Linked DNA regions of Mus musculus: all the other regions are linked to region 1. The links are chromatin loops, found by intact Hi-C in ENCODE. Cell type or tissue: heart. All regions are shown on one strand.

The links. Hi-C counts contacts between places; a loop is a spot of excess contacts. Peaks named below come from ENCODE experiments on the same cell type or tissue, not always from the same donor. Only the 100,000 strongest peaks of a DNase experiment are listed, where the experiment ranks them.
Region 2: it touches region 1 in a loop (2.7-fold over the local background); 2 of 42 quality-filtered maps call a loop at or near these places.
Region 3: a loop joins it to region 1, with 8 times the contacts of the local background. A loop is called at or near these places in 27 of 42 quality-filtered maps.

The regions. Positions count from the first base shown.
Region 1 is chr8:124,676,745-124,679,244 of GRCm38, reverse strand. Ttc13 (tetratricopeptide repeat domain 13) reads left to right here. Exons shown (of 23, transcript NM_001373939.1): 17 at 159-243. Among named protein-coding and RNA genes, the nearest start is that of Gm46058, 11 kb to the left of the region's middle. In heart, a CTCF peak has its summit at 1,516 (motif pointing right); a DNase peak (open chromatin) is centred at 1,524; H3K27ac peaks cover 682 bases.
Region 2 is chr8:124,526,221-124,528,720 of GRCm38, reverse strand. It overlaps Cog2 (component of oligomeric golgi complex 2), which reads right to left. Exons shown (of 18, transcript NM_029746.3): 3 at 1,556-1,621. Among named protein-coding and RNA genes, the nearest start is that of Cog2, 6.7 kb to the right of the region's middle. In heart, no CTCF peak of the experiment used is centred here; no DNase peak of the experiment used is centred here.
Region 3 is chr8:124,616,094-124,618,593 of GRCm38, reverse strand. Capn9 (calpain 9) reads right to left here. Exons shown (of 20, transcript NM_023709.4): 18 at 2,325-2,441; 19 at 1,103-1,161; 20 at 1-112. The coding sequence ends at 86. Among named protein-coding and RNA genes, the nearest start is that of Capn9, 41 kb to the right of the region's middle. In heart, a CTCF peak has its summit at 1,256 (motif pointing left); a DNase peak (open chromatin) is centred at 1,113; H3K4me3 peaks cover 948 bases; H3K27ac peaks cover 514 bases; H3K27me3 peaks cover 1,002 bases.

The sequences.
Region 1 (2,500 bases):
ATTGATTTGGGTGGATGACCCTGTCAGTGAGATGCCCTGGGATATATGGGCCTGCAGCATTGAGCTGCTTGTCCTTAGGAGCAGTTATTTAAGACGTGAATGGATCTGCGTATCGTATTCTGCATTAACCTCCCTCTGCCCTTCCCCCTCTCTTCAAGAGCAAATAATCCAAAGGGCTTATTGGAAGTCAGAGAAGCTCTGGAAAAGGTACACAAAGTGGAAGACCTCCTTCCAATTATGAAGGTAAGTTTGCTATTAGCATCTCAGGTGGGGCTGGAGCAGTGACTTGGTACTGAAGAGCCCTGCCTTTATCATCCCAAGGACCCGGGCTCGATTCCCAACACTCACGTGGTGACCTCCTGTGGTGTCTCAAAACTGTCTGTAAGTCCAGTGCCAGGGCATCTGACTTCTGACCTCTGCAGGCACCGGGCATGTAGGGTGCACAGACATACATGCAGACAAAACACACATACACTTAAATTGAAAATATATCTCAGGAGGAATTGTATAAAAGAAAACCAAAGCACATATGTGACTGTTGCGCTGTCTCAGAACTTACAAAGTATAGCATCTGAGACCCCACATTAACACACTGTAAGCAGTAACCCAGATCAAGTACAGCGCTGGAACCAGACTCAACCAGAACCGACTTTCGAGACGCAGTCAATTCAGGAAACAAAGGACTTGAAAATAAATATACTCACGCTGGACCTGTGGCCACAGTCCAGTACTCCCCAGCGGCCCAAAAGCCACGCAGCTGTAGTTAGATGGATTCCTAAAAGGAGAGTTGGAGAACCCCGTCTCCCCCAGATTCCTGTGGGCGTTGTTTGTTGTCCCGTAGGATAGGCGTGTGGAGGCCAGCAGCTGCAGAAGAGGAGGTACCTGAGGCAGGGGCGGGGGAGCCCTTGTTGTGTGGCCACATCTGCAGTGGAAGTCTGTGCCGTAGCAGGGGTTGCTCAGAGTTAACTGTGAGCTGAGACAGAGCTGTGGCCTTGATGGTGGGAAGTTGCTCTGAGCACCTTCATCTCCATTTGCTCCCAGAGGTGCCTCACTGGGAGTCACGGGAGTACCCTCTCCTGGTACCTAGTAGGCCCGTGTCTGATTCCCAGCACTGCAGCAGCAACAGCATAAGTCGTGACGTCCGTTTCCATCTGAAATGCGCTCTGAGAATGGAACTGAGGTGCGGCTTTGACATAGAAAGTCAGAACTAAAGGAAAGATCACAGAAGGAGACAAAAATACCCATAAGTCTTGCATGACACGGTAATGGCAGATTTGTTGGAAGAAGACTCTCAGGTGGCTTTTAACATCACTTGTGTGGTGCTGACCTTCAGTATCCCGGCAGCTCCTCCATGACAGGCGGCAGGACACACTGCGGACAGGAGACCGGCACTGCGCTGGGTCAGCCTCTGTGGATTTCAGTCACTAAAATCTAGTAAGACTTCAGGTGGGAGACGAAATCTGCTTACACAGATCGTGGAAAGGAAAGCAGCGTGCCAAGGTGCATTCACAACACCTAGCCAGAGGGTGGCAGCACTGCCCTGCTGTGTCGTCTGTAGGAGCTTGTCCTTTGGATGGGAGCGTTTCCAGCTTCAGACTGGCTTCAGCCGGATTATGGATGTGCATATGGGAAACTTGTAGCTTTCTTCTTCCTCTGAAAAACATGGCGTGCCACTGGAGACTTAGAAAAGCACTCAGGCCCCAGCAGATAGATCGTTAGCCAGGAGCATGGACCAGAGTCAGAGGCCCTCCCTCAGCCCTCCACTCTGCCACTTCCTGGCCCAGCAGTATGGCCAGGTTTGTTCCTTTTCCTGGGACTGTGCATTCATACCTGGTCTGTTTGTGGCAAGGATTCAGTGGGCATACGGGAAAGCACCTGCACTTGTTTTCTGAGAGCCAGTCCCTGAAGAAAGGCGCTTCTCCCTCAATTCAGCTGAAAGCCCTGGTAGTCAGTCCTGCCCAGCTGCACCCTGCCGTGGGCCTCCAGCCATCGCTCCTGTGGCCTGCTGCAGGAGAAGCCCTCCCGCCAGAGCCCAGAGTCCTTTGTCTGTCACTGCCTGCCCTATTCCAGCTCCATCCATCCCAGCCAGAGTCGGAGGGCACTATTCTAGAATAAAGGCAGAGCATCGCAGGTTTTAACTCAGAGCTGGCATCTGAAGCTGTGTTCCTAGGAGACACCCTGGCCGGCTTTGAGGAGGTCCCCTCACAACCTGTGGTCTGCGAGGTTAGAGTCTGTGAACCTAAAACACACCTGGAGAGGAACCACTGAGCACCCCTCGGGCCTGCGGCTCTGGGGAGCACTTGCAGGGCACAGTGCTTTTTCAGGGACACATGCTTTTTCAGGTTGCAGGAGCTGGCATTGCTGCTCCTGGCTGGCAAGGCTGCTGCCTGCTGCGCTGGGAGGAGAACCAACCCCAGAGCAGCTGCTGCACTGAGCTAGATCTTGGCTGTAGGGCACCTGCAGCTTTCTGCTGGGGCCCCTGCTGCTCTGTAGGTTTGTG
Region 2 (2,500 bases), 150 kb after region 1:
AGGAAGGACAATCAAAGCCTGTGTTCGGGAGCATCTGGGATTAAAGAGGGTGAGATATGGGGGAGACCTTGCAAATCTGCACACACACACGGGGGAGATTCTTAGTAGGTCAGAGAATGGGCACAGCCCACTCCTGGTGGGAGAGGCACAGTCTGACATCTGCAGGCTTCCCTTTGAAGAGAAGGAAAACTTGGGGGGCAGGGGGCGGGTGTTGGCTTCTGCAGACTAGAATCTACTCGAGCAATAGGGGAAAAGCACAGTAAGAATGGGGAAGCTCAGAACAAGAGGCCAGAAGACCAGAAACGCCAGCGTATCCAGGAGCTACTAAGTTAGGCCAACTGAGAGATAGTCATGAATGAAGGCGATGAAAACTAGGGTACGTGGGGAAATCACAAACATTCTATAGAAAAGTAAATTCTCTAAATGTTACAAAGTACTGTAATACTGGCTACTAACCAGGCAAACAATTCCCCATCTCAGGATCTCAAAGGCCAGCTTCAGGGCTGAGGATCAAACCAGCAGAGTCTGGCTGATGTGTCTAGGATGCTATGGCAAGGTGGACAGTGGGACAAAGGGAATGGCCGAGGGAAGGAAGAACAGAGAACCAGCCGGCATGAGAGCTGGCTGCTGGCAGAGTCCACAGAAAGCAGAGATGGGGCCATGGAAGCTCCAGGGAGTCACAGGGATGTGGAACCCAGCAGTGGACCACAGTGTCGCTCACTTTGACTCTGTGGAGAGTAACTTAGAAGAGCTTCAGAAAAGCCACGCAGTACCTCAGCAGCCAGAGCTCCTCGTGAGCTCAAAGCCAAGCTCAGGTGGCCCTGCAGGCCTCCTTCCTTTCTCCCTGCTTGGCGACGCCTGACATGGGCACTATTTCCCCAACACCGGACGCACATCACATGTTCAGACATGGTCTAAAGCTTTTCACGACATACACAGGTCTCCTTGGAACAGGACACCAAGCATGTGAAAACCTCACAGTACCAAAGGGCCTGGCAGTCAGGGGACCTGAGACTGTGGGATGAACCTGTAAAGGACGGGGTGACACCAACCTACACTGTAACGCTCACCTAGAAGTCCACCCCTTGGTGGTTTTCTTGTGCCCCCGCACAGTACATCAGAGAAACATTTAAATTCTTGTGCGTAGGTTATTCTGTTAAATTGGTGTTTTCCTTCAGTTGTTTGGGGTTTAAAGAACTTTGTGGGCTAGGACTCTAACCACACACCATTTATCACCTGGGAAAATACTTATAAAATAACAAATACTTAGGATATAAGCCAGTCCCAGCCAGGTGGCTGGTCACTAATAGGCTGAGGCTTCAGCCTTTCCTCCTCCAGCCACTTTAAAGCCATGGACTTGAAGACTCTGCCCTCAGTCATGTTGCCGACGGCAGTATCACATGCTAAACAGAGAATCAGTTATCTGCAATGTCTGAGATGAAAACTATAACTACTGACCACTAAAACCAACAGACAGACTAGAACCCCGGATCCCTAAGCAGACAGGAGCATCATGCTTTATAAGAGACCACTTAGTAACAGCTGGGGAACTTACCAGAACCTCTTCTCGTAACTGTCCCAAAGGCACAGAAAGTTGGTTGAGGGCTCTGTCCATGCCAACCTGGAGGCAAAATCATGACAGCTCTAAGTCCTCAGTCCTAACCCAGTGTAACAGTCTAAGTGCCCGAGGCCACTGCTGGCAGAGTGTGGCTACCCATGAAGACCATGAGAAGAAGGAAGTCACACACAGGCCTCCTTACAGATGAGTATCTTTGGAGGATTTGGGGTGAGCTGAGGACAAGTGCTAAGTCCTGGCCGCCACAGCAAGTGTAGTGACCGTCACCTGAGCATGCTGGTGCCACAGTCTAATAAACAGCATCTCACTTAATCCAATAACTCTTGGGGAAAATCCAAATTATACACAGGGAAATAATCTTCGAGTTCCTAAGTCGCCTTAATAACTACAGTACATTCACAAAGCAAACACAGTTCGTTCATTTTCCTGTTTCTTAAGATTCCCAGAGTCTGTGCTTTCTATATTTCTTAGGACAAACACTTAAAAGCAAAATAAGATATGAATAAGACAAAAAAAAAATAAAAGAACTCTTTGAGAGTATTAAAATCAAGCATTCCACGCTGCTCTGACTAGGCCCTGGCACATCCTCCCCATTCATGAAGGCCAGCCTCCTGCGGATCACTGCTGCCACTCCCTGCTGGCACGTGCTCGTGTGTCACGCCAGAGAGTAGGTTCCCCAAGAGTGGCTGTCACGTGCTCTGGCACAGTAGCCTAACCCATGGGACTTCCTGCAAACCTGTCAGCACCCAACAAAGATGGCCTCTCGCTGCCCCTCCCTTTACCGCGCTCACAGCTAGCACCCAACACCAACTCGAGAATAATCAAGGCACACCGAGCATGGGAATGCACACCTATAACCCAGCACTCCAGAGACAGGGGTAAGAGGCAACTTTGTGGCAGTCTGTGACCAGCCTAGGCTACACA
Region 3 (2,500 bases), 61 kb after region 1:
GGGCAGCCCTCTAAAAAAAAGTTTCGAGGTTCATGATCCAGAAGCTGAGTATCAGAGGGGCAGACGGCATCGGGTCAGAGCAACCTCAGATGTTCATGGTCAGGCTGATGAACTGGAAGTAAAGAGAGATGAGGCTTTAGAAATCCAGCCTAGCAACTGAGGAGTGGCTTCTGTTTGTATTATGTCGCAAGAACTCTTGCTGGTCGGTCATCTTGCACAAATTTGGCCTTCTGACTCAACATGAAACCATTTATTTAAAATTTAAATTAAAACAGATTGCTGGGTGTGTCGCATGTATAATTATTTTATGTATGCATGCATACGTGTATGTGGGTGCAGACCAGGCATTTCTCTCCCCATCTTCTATTTCGAGAAAAAGTCTCTCACTGAACCTGTAGGTACTAATTGTCCATGACCACACTGGCTGGCCAGTGAGCTTCAGAGATCCACCTGCCTCAGCCCCCACACAGCGCTGGAATTGCAGATACATGCCGCCAGACTTGGCTTTTTACACGGGTCGTAGGGTTCAAACGTGGGCCCTTCTGCTTGTGCCCATCTCCCCAGTCAGATAAACCTTGAAAAAGGCTAAGTGCACTTTCAGTAGAGGGCGGATAGGACAAAGGGATAAGATGTGTTTTGTTCCTGTTGAAGGGGAAGCCTCACAGAGACATCTTGGGCAGGGTAGTGTGAGTTTGGTGACCCACCTTTCCAGAGAAAGATGGCCCTCTACCATAGTGGAGCTGAAGGGAAGGGAGGCAGGGTGGTAGCTCAGGCTCCTTGTGAGCAAGCGAGCTGCCAGGCTGCGGAAGCAGCTGGAAGCTTCTCATTTCTCCCTTCCTCTCACCAGGCTTGCTCGTGTTTATGTGGAACGTTGTTTACTCCACACCCTCTTTCTTGGGGCTCACATGAGCAGACACTAGGGCAATGAAGACACCCACAGCTCACAGGATTATAGCGCTAATTATGCTGACTGCCAAAAGGACAAACACCGGCCTCTGCACTGAGTAATTGCCCACGGCGAGTGCTCGCTCGTCCTGCCTGGGGGATCCACTTAGCGTGTTCATACTCTGCTGCGCCCTGGCCGGGGTCTGCTTGGCCATACCTCGTTTATGTTGAGATGGATGAAGTCCTTGTTCTTCACACTGAGAGATTGGAACACCCCTGTTGGGAGGGAGGCAGCGTCACAGTAGAGCCAGACCCCTGGGCAGGTTTAAGGGCTCCTGGACCACTGGGAAATCTGTGGGTAGCTGCTCCCTCTAGTGGAGATCAGATTCCCTGCATGGTGGGGTGGAGACGATCGAAAGGATTCAATTCCTAGCCAGGGTGATCTGAGAAGGGACTGTCTAATTTGAACCTCAGATTCCTACCTCCAGAAGAGATACAGCCAAACCTTGATTAGCAAGGTGGAGGAGGGGCTTTCCCAGAGCGAGAGCGAGAGCGAGAGCGAGAGCGAGAGCGAGAGCGAGAGAGAGAGAGAGAGAGAGAGAGAGAGAGAGAGAGAAAGAGAGAATATGAATGTAGCATGGACCTGCTTGGATGCTAAGTGCCCCAAGCAATAGTGACAACATCCTGTCATCCCACTGGGGACACTTCACTATGAACTGGGCATTCCATGGCTGTGCAGGTGTGTAAAATTTCTAGGTGTGTACTGGGCATCCCATGGCTGTGCAGGTGTGTAAAATGCATGTGCATTATAAAACCACAAGATACTGGGACATGTTCGTTTGCAGCTGAAGGGACAATGGATGGCTGAGCTGCCCTGGATGCATTTGGCCACCCTTGGGGGCTATTTTGGGAGAGAGTGTGTCCATGAATCTCCTGTGTAGAGCACCTGCACACAAGCCTTCCATCTTTCCTGTACAGCAGACCCTGCTTAAACGACTGGGTCTGTGTCTGGGGCTTTCAGGGGAGAACAAGCGAGGGGCAGAGACTTCTCATTTTGGGTTTTGTGAGGGGACTTGACTTTTCCTCAGTAGGAGGTGTGAAACCTGTCCACTCACAGCCCTTCACAGCCTGTAGGTGTGTAACCACAGGACCTTATTCTGTCTCTCAGCTGACCACAGGGCATAGTGTCTGCACAGACATCCACGGTGGCCCTCCATGTCCTAGATCTGCCTTTTTCCCCCCAGGTTGTTTCTTATGTATTCATAGATGGTGACTGGAGACCCTGAGCTGGGCACTCTGTGCTCCCAAGGGTCCAAGGACTCTCTTGGCTCCCTGTACACTCAGGGCTCCCTTGTACACTCAGGACTCACATGCACACTCAGGGCTCCCCTGCACACTCTCAGCTCGCCTGTACACTCAGGGGTCCCATGCGTACTCACGGCTTGCATTCTCCAGCCGCACCAGGCAGTTGAGGTAGTCATCGAAATCCAGCTGGAGGTCCTCATCTGCATACCTGAGGACAATCAGCTGCAGGAGATGGCCACCCAGCTGAAAGCCTGAGGAGACACAGGAGACTCAGGACTTGCCTTGGATGACCCCATGGTGAGCAGACATC